3 separate regions of the Homo sapiens genome follow, and all the other regions are linked to region 1. The links are chromatin contacts, found by Hi-C in ENCODE. All regions are on one chromosome and are shown on one strand. Each heading gives the region's core, a stretch centred on a gene start or an enhancer-like site at or near the end of the contact. The rest is flanking DNA. Distances are from core to core; before and after follow the strand shown. Region 1 holds the start of MGAT1 (alpha-1,3-mannosyl-glycoprotein 2-beta-N-acetylglucosaminyltransferase). Region 2 holds the start of TSPAN17 (tetraspanin 17). Region 3 holds the start of B4GALT7 (beta-1,4-galactosyltransferase 7).

Region 1 (4,153 bases), core at 1,118-3,617:
TGAGGGCCAGATGCCCCTAGAGGCTCTCACATTCTCTCACATGTCTGTAGGATGATGTTGGCAGCAGCTGAGACCTTATCAGCAGGAGTGCTCACTAGAACCCCTCTATGTGGCCTGGAAATGTCCTGGAAGTGGTGGCTGCATTCCAAAGGTGAGTGTTCCAAGAAAGCGGGCAAGCCAGGTGAAAGTGTATCCTGTTCCTGATTCAGCCTTGGATCAGGTCTGTCTTACTCACTGGTCAAGGGAACCACAAGTCCCTATTGACATGCAAGGGGAGAGAATCATAAACCCCACCACTAGGTGGGAAGTGGACAATGTCAAACTATAACTACATGTGGAAGGGGATACTTACGGGTGAGGCCCTTGAGGGAAAATACAATCTGCTACACCTTCCTTTTTAAATAGAACAACTGCCCTTAATCCTGACCTGAGTTCCTAATGATGTCATTTATGAGACTGGCATGCAAGGCACAGACTCAAAACTGGCTTTGACTTTCTAGAGTTTTCACAACTCCTTTAGGGAGGTGACACAGCCAATCCACACCACCAGGTACAAAGACATCTGCACCATGGTGGGAGATGAGAAGTGAGTCTTTTCAGTACAAAACCCTTCAGCTAAAACCGAGGTGGCTCTGGGTAGGCGCCACCTGCCCCTATGGGGCTCACTCAGTTTCTGAAGCATTTGAAGGACTGCCTAGGAGCTGTGAGATCCTTTCTAACACTCTGATACCATGGTGTTCTCCAGCCTATTTCCTTTATCTGGCAAAAAATGTTTCTTAAATAGCAAGTGAACACCAGATAGTCAACTTCCAATCATGAGCAATAAGCGAGAAGTTATATTTAGCTGTAAAATTAAGTACAGAAGTGGAAGAAATGGTAACAGATTTTCCCTTCTATCTCTGCTTTGCTTAAAGTTAAAAAGCACTACGTAAAAATTCCAGAAAATATAGACATGTCACAGGTAATGGAACTCTAACTGAACTGCTTTCATGTTCGTTCTTAGACCTTGGCTGGACTCCTGTATCATGTACCAGGCCCATAATTTCAGGACGGAAAAAAAAGAAAGGTAGTCAGAGAAGATACACTAAATAATTCAAGAGTTGAGAGAATAAGACCTAGGAGGGAAGGGATGCAGGTTATTCATCCTGGAAAAGAAGAGCTAAATACAAGTGCCACAAAAGGCATGAGGCCTGGGATTCAGGCGATCCAGCCAGCAAGCCAGGCAACTTTGGACAAGTCACTTGACCCACTTGTACCTTAGTTCTCTCATCTATAAGGTGACAGGGTTGATTTGGTTCATCACAAGGTCCCACTGCCTGGATACTGACGACAGTGACAATTTCCCTACTGCCCCGAACAGTAATGAGTTTCCCTTGTTAACACAGGCCACTGAGGTCAGGCATACCGCAGTGCTTCTAACAGTGAGAATGAGACACAGAAGCAGGGAAATGGGTGAGCTCAATGGTCCCCAGAATTGGGAAGGACCAGGACGCAGTGATTGCTGATGGAAGGCAGATCCTGGATGATGTGAGCACGTAAGAGCAAAGGCTACACGGCCTGAAAAAATACCGTAAATGACTGAAAATAAAGCTGGGCAACATCTCAGCCAGTGATGTTCTAAAACAAAACGGCAGACCCACTACAGCAGCAAGGGTTAACCAAAGTGAAGCTTCAGCCTTCAGGGAGCCGGCCAGCCACAGTCCCTCTACTTCAGAGTTTATCAGACGCGGGCACTGCACGTCCCGGGGCTCTCTACTCCACACACGTTAGCAAACAGGAAGAAAAGTTTTCTTGCCAACTTATTATATATATATTTCAACACTGAATCAACATTTCCTTTCTGCTGAGGAGAATCAGCCTCTATTAACTTGGGGAAAGGATGCTGGAGTGAGGTTAGGGGGGAAAGGCCACTCCCCAATCCCACCCCCTCCCTGCCCCGCACGCACGGACGCCCGGGGCCGAGTTTCACAACATCCTCCCCAGTCCGCGGAGCCCGCCCTTCCTCTAACAGCTGGAGGCCCGGGATTCCGAAAGCAGAAGGCGGAGTTCCAACCTCTCGGCTCGGGAAGGGACTAACGCGCAGCTGGCACCGGGTCGGACCGGGCCGCTCCCCAGCCAAGCCCCCTCTCGCTAGCACTCATGGGCACCGGGGCTTTGGGGCGACCCGACGTCCCTTGGGCTCCCTCTCGGCGCCCGCGAGGCCTCCCCCGGTCTGACCTCCGTCCCCGGACACCTACTCACCAGGTCCTCCCGACGTCCTGGCCCCGAACTTGGCCTGCTCCGGGGCGCAGGGAGCGAGCCCGGTGCCCAGGCGCGTCCCAAGCGCTGCCGCGGCCGCCTCGCCTTTCGACTCGCCAGCCCTTTCTGCGGCGCGCCGGGGCCGGACGGCCGGGCGGGCAACGTGGCCCTTCCCCGGCAGGCGGGGCGGGGCGGGGCGGACTGAGGGGCGTGACCGACAGCCCCGCCGCGCCCCGCCCCCCGGCCGGCGTCCGCCAGGCCCCCTCCTCCTGGCCCGCCTCCTTTCCCCGCCGCTTCTCAGTCAACCCAGGACCCAAGTTTTCCCAGGACCCCAACTTCGGGAGTCGGCTTTCCGGCTCCCTGGCGCAACCCTGAGGGTGGACGCCCGACCCCACCCCTGCCCTCGGCCCTCCAGCGCAGCTGCCCAGCCTGGAGCCGCGCCTGAAGTGGGCCCGCAGTCCAGGAAAGGCGTTCACCAAACCCTAGGCCAAGGGCTGGGAGCCAGTCCCCCCACCCCAACCCAGGGGAGGCTGAGGAGCCCGGGTGGGAGCCCCAGGGTCGCGTGGGGCAGGGACAGAACAGGAACCAGGGTGCCCGACGGGGGGCCGGGGGGAAACACCTGTGCCAAAGCAAGCCGGGGCCAGCTGTGGCTTCTTCCCTTTTGTTTTTCCTTGGTGGGTGGGGAATGAGAGCTTCAGTTCTGAGTAAAGAAAGCGAAGAGAGACCTACCAGCAGGGGAGGCCCACCAGCCCTAGGCGGGAAGGACTCGGTCACAAGCTTTGGCGGAAGCACCATGGAAAAGCCTAGAACGGGTCTGCGCCCGGCTGGTGTTTTAAAGGGGAGGAAGGTGCGGACCTGAAGAGGAGGTGGAGGTGGACCCAGGCCCACCGAGGGGAGGGAGGGACAGCTCTTCCATAGCAAATACCTGTCGCTGAGCCAGGAGTAAAGTCTGGCCGGGAGGAGGACAGACGCAGAAGACCAGGGGCTCCAGCGCACAGAGCCAGTTTCGCCAGCGATCAGGTCTGAGGCCTGGATTCCACGAGGCCGGTGCAAGCCAGGAGCCAGCCCCACTCCCTCGCCCAGCTCCCTCCGGCCTGGCCCTCTGCAGAAGCCTGATGCCCACCCAGCTGTCTCACCATGGGACCCCAGGCGGTGAGGGTGGGTAGCCGAGGACTACAGGCTGCTGGGTAGCTGACTTCCCCAAGAAGGGCTGCTGCCATGTGATCAGGACCCACGCCCCTGACATCAACCCCTCCCCCGTGTTCCAGAGCACGGAGCAGCCCGGAACTCTGCGGCCTGTGGTTACTGACTGACTGCTCACTAACTTGTTTCTACATGAAACCACGAATCGTGCAGGGTTCTAGAGAAACAAAGGGCCGCGCGCACCCGCAGGCCCCTGCGTGGAGGCGAGGACCTAAATCAAAACTGCTAAGGGGTCACCAGGCATGGTGAGGGGCCTCACGGGCCAAACCCTCCCTCGGCCTGTCCTTCAAGCCTCAGCAGCTCTGCGGAGTGAGCGTTATCATCCCCATTCTACAGATAACTAGTTTGAGGCTCAGGGTAAGTGCAAACGTGCTGCAAGCCACCAGACCTGGTGGGGAGCATAGCCAGGTTTTAGACCGGGCACTCCTGTGCGCCCCCCAACACCCCCGCACACATCCTCCAGCGCCAGTGCTTTGAGAGGGCTCTGTCTCCTCTCAGGCGCTGCCGTGAAGCCTCCGCTTAAGTGGCCAGAGCCCAGACCTGGAGGTGGAGTGGGAGAAGGGCAGGCCCACCGAGGCCGCCGTGTGCAGTGTGCGATGTGCGGGAAGCCCGTGGCTTCCACTTTAGCTGACTGCGCGCACTGTGGCAGGAGCCTCGAACCCAGGCGGATATGCCAGTCAGAGGCCAGTGTCTGTCACCTCTGCCCTATGTT
Region 2 (4,153 bases), core at 1,221-3,720, 4.2 Mb before region 1:
AAGAGAATCTGGCCTACTTAGGGCCTCAGCAGAGAGCGGATAAGGCCGGGATGGTGGGTGGGTCCCCATTTCCCTTTGAACACAGGGAGGCAGTTGACTTGCCATCTGCCTTGCAGGATGGCATCCAGCCCATGTGGGAGGACAGCAGGAATAAACGGGGTGGCCGCTGGCTGGTCAGCCTGGCCAAGCAGCAGCGCCACATTGAGCTGGACCGGCTGTGGCTGGAGACGGTGAGTTGGAGGAGGAGGGTCCTCAGGGGAAGAGACGGGCTGTGTGGGTCTCATGGTGGCAGTGGTCTCAAGGATGGCAGGCCAGTCCCTATGTCCCAGCCGGTGATCTCACAACCCCCTACTTCGGGTCCAGCTGCTGTGTCTGATCGGGGAGAGCTTTGAGGAACACAGCAGAGAGGTATGTGGGGCCGTCGTCAACATCCGCACCAAGGGGGACAAGATCGCTGTGTGGACGAGGGAGGCGGAAAACCAGGCGGGCGTGCTGCACGTTGGGTGAGGAGGGTCTCTGGCACAGGGTGGGGACTTGGGTCTCTGCTAGAGGGAAGGTGGGTGGAGGGGGCTTGGCCTGCATGGGAGACCTCTGAAAGTCTCCATAGCCTCCCTCCCTTCTGCCTTGCCCACCTGTATGGAAGGTCTGGCGTTCAGATTTCTAACTTTCTCTTACGGCAGTGCAGCTCTCCTTTTGCATTAAGGGGGTCATATTTTGGGTTTCCACATGGGTAAGACACAACAGGTGTGGCTGTGGCCAGAATGAGGGTAGGAGTCTGGTGGCCTAAGTTATCTCTAGGACCCTCTGATGACTACCTGTGTCTCTTTTCCTCTGTGTCCCCCGCACCTGCAGGCGTGTATACAAAGAGCGCCTGGGCCTCTCCCCAAAGACCATCATTGGGTACCAGGCCCATGCAGACACAGCCACCAAGAGCAACTCCCTAGCCAAGAACAAGTTTGTGGTGTGAGGGGGGCCTTGGCACCCCTCCTATGTAATGGGACAGCCGCCACTGAGCCTCATTACTTTGGGGGATGGGGCGGGACTGGGGATCAGACAGCCTAGTTCTTACCTGTCCTCAAGTGAACAGGAATGCAAACACTCTTTAACATGAGTTGGGGCCTGAGCCTTAGGGGCTAGATGGGGGTAGTGGTGGCAGTCTGAGGACCTAGCTTGTCCTGGGGCCACAGGACAGCAGCAGGGTGGAAAAAACTCCTGAGGGTGGGGTGAGTCATGGCGGGGAAGGAGGGCTCTATGGTAGGCGGAGAAACCCATAGTCCAGCGTTTACTGTTTCCACCCAGGAAGGAGGTGAGGTGGCCTGAGAGACAGACTCTTCCATGGGTGGTGGGCTCAAGGGCACAGACATTCTGGAGGGTGAACGCCATCATTTGTACAGAGGGATACGTGGGTTGCTGAGGACTGAGAGAGCCTTGCAAGGCCGCTCCCCTTCTCCCCAGCTGTGACCAGGGCTGTCTGGGCCTTGCCTGCCTCAGGGCCAGACTGAAGTGGAGGTGGAGGGATGCTGGGCTAGGCCTCACCAAGGTTCTGGTAGAAGTGGTGGAAGTGGATAAACTTGATAATAAAAGCTTAAGCATCTTTCTGTTCCTGTTTTAAATAAATACTTCTGAACAAAGTTGGAATTATTTTTAAGAGGGCTTCAAACTGGAGTAAGATTCAGGTTCCCCCAAACTTTGATCTGCCTCTGTCCTGTCTTACAGGGGCTCATGTGAGATCACTGGGTACCAAGGAGCCTGACCGGGACCCTGGCCAGTATGGAGGACAGGGGGTGTGGCTGGGGAAACTCAGCCACCAAGGGGGCTTGAGCCAGGTTCCGGGGGGCATATGCCCCTGGCAGGGCGCAGCCGGCGTGGCACCAAGGCCCAGGCCCTCGTTTGGCCTGAGTTTGAGTCAGGATAAGTAGAGCTGGATTTCCGCTGGGTGAAGGTGAGCCTGATGCGACTCCACAATGACAAAACGTCCTGCACGTGTTAAAAACTCAATCCGGACCAGCTTCCCCATTCGCCTGCCAGAGCAGCAGTTAACCTTCCCCTGGGATGGGCTCCAACAGCAGGCTGGGGATTGGGATGGCGCTGGTACCCAGCAGGGGAAGCAAGGCTTCTACACCCCGGCGGCCTCCGGCGCCATCAGCCGGCGTCCCGGGCGGGTCTGCAGGACGCTGGGAAACGCGGCGGCGGCCTGCGCGGGGGCGGGGCCTGGCCGAAGGCGGGGCTGCGAGGAGGTCCGAATCAGGCTGTGGGGGCGGAGCTCGGGAAGCGGAGCCAGGTCCAGAGGCGGGGCTCAGGCGGGACTGAGTTGATCTATGGGGGCGGAGCCAGGTCAGGAGGCGGGACTCCAAAGGGACTGAGGGCTGTGGGGGCGGGGCCCGGTCCAGAGGCGGGGACAGCAGGGCTCCGGGCAAGGAGGTCTGGATGCTGAGGGCGGTCCCTGAGGGGCGGGCGGGGCCCGACCGGCGCTCTGTGTGGCCGAGGCCATGAAGCCGCAGCCGCCCGGCTAGGCCCCGGGCGGCTCTAGCCCAGGGCGGCCCGCGGGGCGCTGGGCCTGGCTCCCGGCTCCGGTTTCCGGGCCGGCGGGTGGCCGCTCACCATGCCCGGCAAGCACCAGCATTTCCAGGAACCTGAGGTCGGCTGCTGCGGGAAATACTTCCTGTTTGGCTTCAACATTGTCTTCTGGGTGAGCGCGGGGTCTGCGCCTTGCCCTGTGCTGGGGGGTGGTGGGAGAGGGAGATTCAGTCTTTTGCTGGGGGAGACCACTCCCTGCCCCAAGAGTTTGGAGCTCGGGACCATCCCCCCACTTCTGCCACACCCACGCCCACTTCCAGGACCACCCGAGGTAGCTACAGAGGCCCGGATTGCTGGGGGCGGGTCCTAGCGACAGCGTGGGGTCGGGGTTGGGGTAGGGAGTCTCCCTAAATAATCCCGAGGCCTGGTGGAGAAAGGGAAGGTGTTTCCTTGAAGACCCCAGGGGCGTGCTAGGTGCAGGTTGCCCCCTCTCGCCCAGCCCTCCTTCCTACCCTGGGATGTGGGATGCGTGCCAAGCCCCACCCCTGGTTTAGCCGGTAAGGAGATTCTGGCGTGAAGGGAGCCGCCAGGCCCCTTCCCCGGCCTCCTTTCCCTTCCAGTAGTACCTGGGTCAGGTGCCTCACCTTAGGCTCCTGCAGAGTGGGGTGGGTCACAGTCCTCTGCCCACCCCAGTCCCGCACAAGGAGGCTGACCTGCCAGGAGGGGCAGGGAGGGACAATGGCGAGTCCTTGGCGGCTGGGAGAGGATCTCCCCGGTTGAGAGCCTGGGAGCTGGCCTTGGGGAACAGAATTCAACATTCCACAGCTGACAAGCTGAGGCTCCTGGGCGGGTCTGCCCCTACCGGGGAAGGGAGCTACTAGTGCCCCTCCCAGGGTGGCATCTGTCCCCCTGGGCCCTGCCAGGTCATTTTTCCCATCTCTCCAAAGCCGTGGCCCTCTGCAGTCTCTGCTCCTGAGGCCTTGGGTCAAGATGCCAGGCCTTTTCCCTTGTGTTCAGCAAGACTCAGTGGCACTGCCCCCCACCCACGTGTCACCGAGCTCACTGGTGTGGTGGGTGTCCTTGCACTGCAGCGCTAGGCTCTTGAGGGTGTGGGCAGTGTGTGGGAGCACTGGCAAAGAAGTCAGAAGGCCTGGCTGTAGCAGGCCTGGCTGGGACACCTTGGGCAAGTCATCTCTCCTCTCCGGGCCTCAGCTTGCCTGCCTGGGAGACGACGATAAAGAATCTGCCTGTGAGGGCTGTTAGGCAGATACAATGAGTTCAATTTGTTGTATTCTCACAACTGCCTTATTATCTGCATTTTACAGATGGGGAAACTGAAGGAATAGACACAGAGAAATTAAGTCACTTACCTAGGGTCACACAGCCAGAAAGTACAGAGCCAAGGTGACGGCTTAGTGGGCAGAGGGTGGAGGTGAGGCAGAGCTGTGAGCAGAAGTAACCTCAAATACCGAGGGGGAGCAGGCGTGAGAGACCCGGGTTTGTTGCTGGGGCGGAGCGTGGGGTGTTATGTTAAGGTGGCATGGAGAAGCGAGGGCTTCCAGTGATGGGTCTGATCTGGCTTCTGTTCTGGAGACCGCTTGCCTGGCTGCTGTGTGGAGGGTGGATGAGGGGCAGG
Region 3 (4,153 bases), core at 813-3,312, 3.2 Mb before region 1:
CTGGGCATGGTGGCTCACGCCTGTAATCGCAGCACTTTGGGAGGCAGAGGCAGGCGGATCACCTGAGGTCAGGAGTTCGAGACCAGCCGCCAACATGGTAAAACCCCGTCTCTACTAAAAATACAAAAATTAGCCAGGCGTGGTGGCAGGCGCCTGTAATCCCAGCTACTCGGAAGGCTGAGACAGGAGAATTGCTTGACCCCGGGAGGCAGAGGTTGCAGTGAGCCGAGATCGTGCCACTGCACTCCAGCCTGACTGACAGAGTGAGACTCTGTCTCAAAAAATAAATAAATAAATAAAATAAAATAAAATAAAAAAGTAGAAAAGAGATCAGAGTTGAAGTGTCATTATCAACATGGCTCTTAGCTGGATATCACATTTAAAAATTAGATAATTTGGGTTTTCATTTGAGATCTGATTTCTTGAGAGTGTGAATCTGACAATCTGAAGTAGAGCTTCATCCTGATATAGTAACAGCTAACCGGATGGAGTGGTCCCCTTTAGATGGGCTGTGCATTGACCACGGTTCTGGGGTAGGATGCAGTGCCCTGGGGGAGTCAACAGGAAGGGGAATGGGTGGATTATATACTTCCAGGTTTACGGGGTAAAGGGGTTACTGGGAATGATTCATTTCCCACCCACGGTGAAGTTCTCTCTGGAGCAGAGTGATTAAGATCATAGATTGTGGGGAAGAACAAAACAAAAACCCCAAACCCATAGATTTGCAACCAAACTACCTGATTTGCCTCTCTGTGCCTCAGTTCTCTCAATTTTAACTTGGGGATAAGCACCTACCGATAAGGACTACGTGAGATAACCCTCATGTAGTAAGAACTATTAACAATGACTGGCACATAATAAGAACTTAATAGATGTTTGCTATCTATTAGGAAACTTAAAAGTTTGCCTGGAAGAGCAGAGGAGGTCAAGTCTAACAATTGCCGCTTTCTTTCCCCAGGTAGGAGGCTAGTAGGAGGGGTGGGGGGGCTGGGGGTGAGGGGGATGGTTAAGTTCCCACGGTGACGGGGCAGATATGGGAACTCAGTCTCCTATTCCCTTCTTCAGTTCTCAGCTCCACCAAAGTACCCTTTTCCTGGATGACAGCTGTCATTTATATGGCGTTGAACTGTGTGCCTAGCGCTGCACAAGTGTTTGCACTTTCTCCTTGAATCCCCACAGCTACCATATAGAATAGGAGCCATTGATATACCCAGGTGAGGAAACAGATGCAGAGATGTGGCTTGGTCAAAACACAGCTGAATTGGCAGAGTCTAGTTTCTTTTTCTTTTTCTTTTCTTTTTTTTTTGACGGAGTCTCGCCCTGTCACCCAGGCTGGAGTGCAGTGGTGCGATCTCGACTCACTGCAAGCTCCGCCTCCTGGGTTCACACCATGCTCCTGCCTCAGCCTCCCGAGTAGCTGGGACTAACAGGCGCCCGCCACCACGCCCGGCTAATTTTTTGTATTTTTAGTAGAGACGGGGTTTCACCGTGTTAGCCAGGATGGTCTCGCTCTCCTGACCTCGTGATCCGCCCGCCTCGGCCTCCCAAAGTGCTGGGATTACAGGCGTGAGCCACCGCGCCCGGCAAGCAGAGTCGGGTTTCAAATTCAGTCAACTTGTCTTCAGGGCTCGGCTCCTAACGCCTGCGCGGGCTGTCAGCTGAACTCAGCGCCGAGCCGTGAGCTTGGCTTTGCCCCTCCAAGCTTGCGCGGAGAACGCGCCGCCTGGGCCGAGACGGGGACCCCGGGACGCTCCCGCCTCCCCTCGGAAAGAGGACGGAGATGCAGATTCTCCCCGAGCGTTGGTTTGGGAGTCTGGACTCTTAGGTCCAGTCCCAGCCCAGTGATTTGTTGGGAGGCCCTGGGCCTCTGGGCTTCAGTTTCTCGGGCTTCCAGGCGGGTCCCGGGGCGGCTAGGAAGGAGCCGCCCAGAGAGGGAGGCGCGCCCGCGCTGCTCGCAAGCAGAACCTTGGAGGCGGCGGCTCCGGGAGCTGGCGGCGCGGCCGGAGCGGCGGACCCGGCGGACCGGGGGGCGGGGCGGACAGGCCTGGGCGGAGCGGGAGGCGGAGGCGCCGCGTAGGCCCGGGAGGCCGGGCCGGCCGGGCTGCGAGCGCCTGCCCCATGCGCCGCCGCCTCTCCGCACGATGTTCCCCTCGCGGAGGAAAGCGGCGCAGCTGCCCTGGGAGGACGGCAGGTGAGCGGCGGCGGTGGGCCCGGGCCCCGTCCTCCCGGGCGCCGCTCCCTTCTCGGCCGCCGGCGGAATCTGGGAACCCGAGGCCATCACGTCTCCATGTCTGCGGGTTTCTGTGAGGGCGTGTGGTTCTCCCTGTGGGTCCCTGGCGCTCTGTTCCGGTTTCTGTCTGTCCCTGTGGGTCTCTGCCTCCCCCGCCCCCTCTCCCTTTCCGCGGCACTCGTCCTTCCCCCAGCACCTTCCCCCCGGCCCGTGGGTCCGTATTTCTCCATTGACTTCCCTTTGTGAGTTTCTGATCCCCTCTTTGCTAGTCTCTCTCGTTATGTGTTTCGTTGTGTCTGTGTTTCTCCACCAGCCTCCCTCTATCTGCATGCGGGTCTCTGACTCCGCTGACCTCTCACCATGGATTTGTGTTTCTCAATTTGTCTCTGATCCCTGAGGACGTGTATTCCGTTTCTCTGGTCTCTGCCTTCCTCATCACATCCATATAGCCTCAGACCCTACCCTTCCTCCTTAACACTTCCCCCCATCCTTCGCAGGCCACCAGCAGAACCCACCAGACAGAAGCTCCGTGCTCTGCCTGGCTGGTCACTGCCTGGCACGTACTAGACACTCCTTATACACGCATTAGTCCATTTCCTGTGCAGCTGTATTGGCCCTACGTGAAAGATGCGAGCTTGGCCCACACCTTAGCTAATTTTGTTTCTCACTAAAGCAGAATGGGGAAAGCGATTTGACTGCCTCCATTCGTGGGGCACTTGAGATGTGTCCCTGTAAGTCTTCTCACAGAACACATGACTGGATCTCCTCCTCGTGAATGACACCTCATTTCCTTCATGTTTCTTAAGTCCGTCAGGTGCCATAAGATTCTGGAATTTAGTGGCCACAACTTGTACTTTTGGGGATTTTTCAGACTTGGTGTTGAAAGGGGAAAACAGGAATATAATAGAAAGCGTGGACTAGCGTTCGACCTGGGCAGGAGTCCTCCGTAATTATGTGAGCAGAGACCCCTGCATCTGTCCGACCGCAGCCTTTCCGTCACTGAGCCAGTTATGACAGTATTGGCTCTGCAGGGCTGTGTGAGGATTAAAGGACCGCACACATGTAAAGAGCATGGCACTGCCTAGCACAACAGGAGGTGCCAGTTGTCTTCCCGTTACCTTTGCAGTTTTGAGGTCCTGTAACCAGAGCAGCTGAGGATTCAAACCTCGTAGTACGAAGGTCTGTATGAGACAAGAAAGGAAAGGTAACAGAGGAGCATTTCTATTTCCTGATCCTTTTCCATAGCTGTTTCCAGAGAAATTTACTGATGTCAATTCTGTGCTTTTGACACAGGGTTGGTGCAAAGATCCACGCAACTGATGCAGGCTAGTGTAGCTATCTAGTGTAGGCTCTGGAGCCAGCCTGCCTGGGTTTGAATCCGCCTTTTACTAGTCTTGGGCAGTGATTGATGAGGGAGACAAAGCCTCTTCTGGACTGCCCCTCAGAGCCAGGGTGGCCTGGGCCTGGGAGCCACTGGGACTGCAAATCTGGTTTGCCACCTGGTGGCACCAGGAACAATTGTTCTCGGTGTCCACTGTCCTGAGGAATTGGGACTCTGGGTTCAATCCAGTTGCTCTGCGGTTTGTGCTCTTAGAGCACAGGATGATGCCCATGGGGATGTGGTCCTCATAGGAGAGGGGAGCAGGGCCGAGGGAATTAGCGTGTGGACGTGCTCGGAGTACCCAGTCCACGCCGTTCCCCTGGATAATAGTCACTGCTTCTTTTCATGAAGGTGGGATATCACCCCATATCCATCTCTCCAGTCTCTACCCTGTCCCCAGAAAAAGCCCAGAGGGCAAGGGAGAATCTGTAGAGGTTCCAGCCTTCCCAGACCACTCTCAGGACTGGGCTGTGCTCCTCCCCAGCTGAATCCACCACCACAGGATAATGGGGGGTAAGTCAGAAGCCCTGGGGGGTTTCCTA

Evidence for each region. A loop is a pair of places that touch in the nucleus more often than their neighbours do. Pooled maps may share reads with other maps.
Region 2: a loop to region 1 is called in a map of ascending aorta, with 12 times the contacts of the local background. The contact joins the promoter of TSPAN17 here to the promoter of MGAT1 in region 1. A Hi-C loop is called at or near these places in 2 of 168 maps with a recorded cell type or tissue (CD8-positive, alpha-beta T cell and ascending aorta) and 11 of 50 pooled maps.
Region 3: a map with no recorded cell type shows a loop between it and region 1 (5-fold over the local background). The contact joins the promoter of B4GALT7 here to the promoter of MGAT1 in region 1. A Hi-C loop is called at or near these places in 2 of 37 single-sample maps with no recorded cell type and 7 of 50 pooled maps.

The regions. Positions count from the first base shown.
Region 1 is chr5:180,800,439-180,804,591 of GRCh38, forward strand. MGAT1 (alpha-1,3-mannosyl-glycoprotein 2-beta-N-acetylglucosaminyltransferase) reads right to left here and starts at 2,368. Exons shown (of 2, transcript NM_002406.4): 1 at 2,242-2,368. RefSeq lists enhancers at 1,680-2,387, 2,388-3,094, 3,238-3,347, 3,802-4,153 and silencers at 2,198-2,557, 2,728-2,807, 2,818-2,867.
Region 2 is chr5:176,645,014-176,649,166 of GRCh38, forward strand. TSPAN17 (tetraspanin 17) reads left to right here and starts at 2,471. Exons shown (of 9, transcript NM_130465.5): 1 at 2,471-2,689. The coding sequence starts at 2,603. EIF4E1B (eukaryotic translation initiation factor 4E family member 1B) reads left to right here. Exons shown (of 9, transcript NM_001099408.2): 7 at 117-230; 8 at 364-503; 9 at 853-1,631. The coding sequence ends at 967. RefSeq lists enhancers at 294-804, 1,075-1,369, 3,731-4,153 and a silencer at 2,043-2,702.
Region 3 is chr5:177,598,070-177,602,222 of GRCh38, forward strand. B4GALT7 (beta-1,4-galactosyltransferase 7) reads left to right here and starts at 2,063. Exons shown (of 6, transcript NM_007255.3): 1 at 2,063-2,191. The coding sequence starts at 2,142. RefSeq lists enhancers at 1,216-1,315, 1,516-1,695 and a silencer at 1,876-2,415.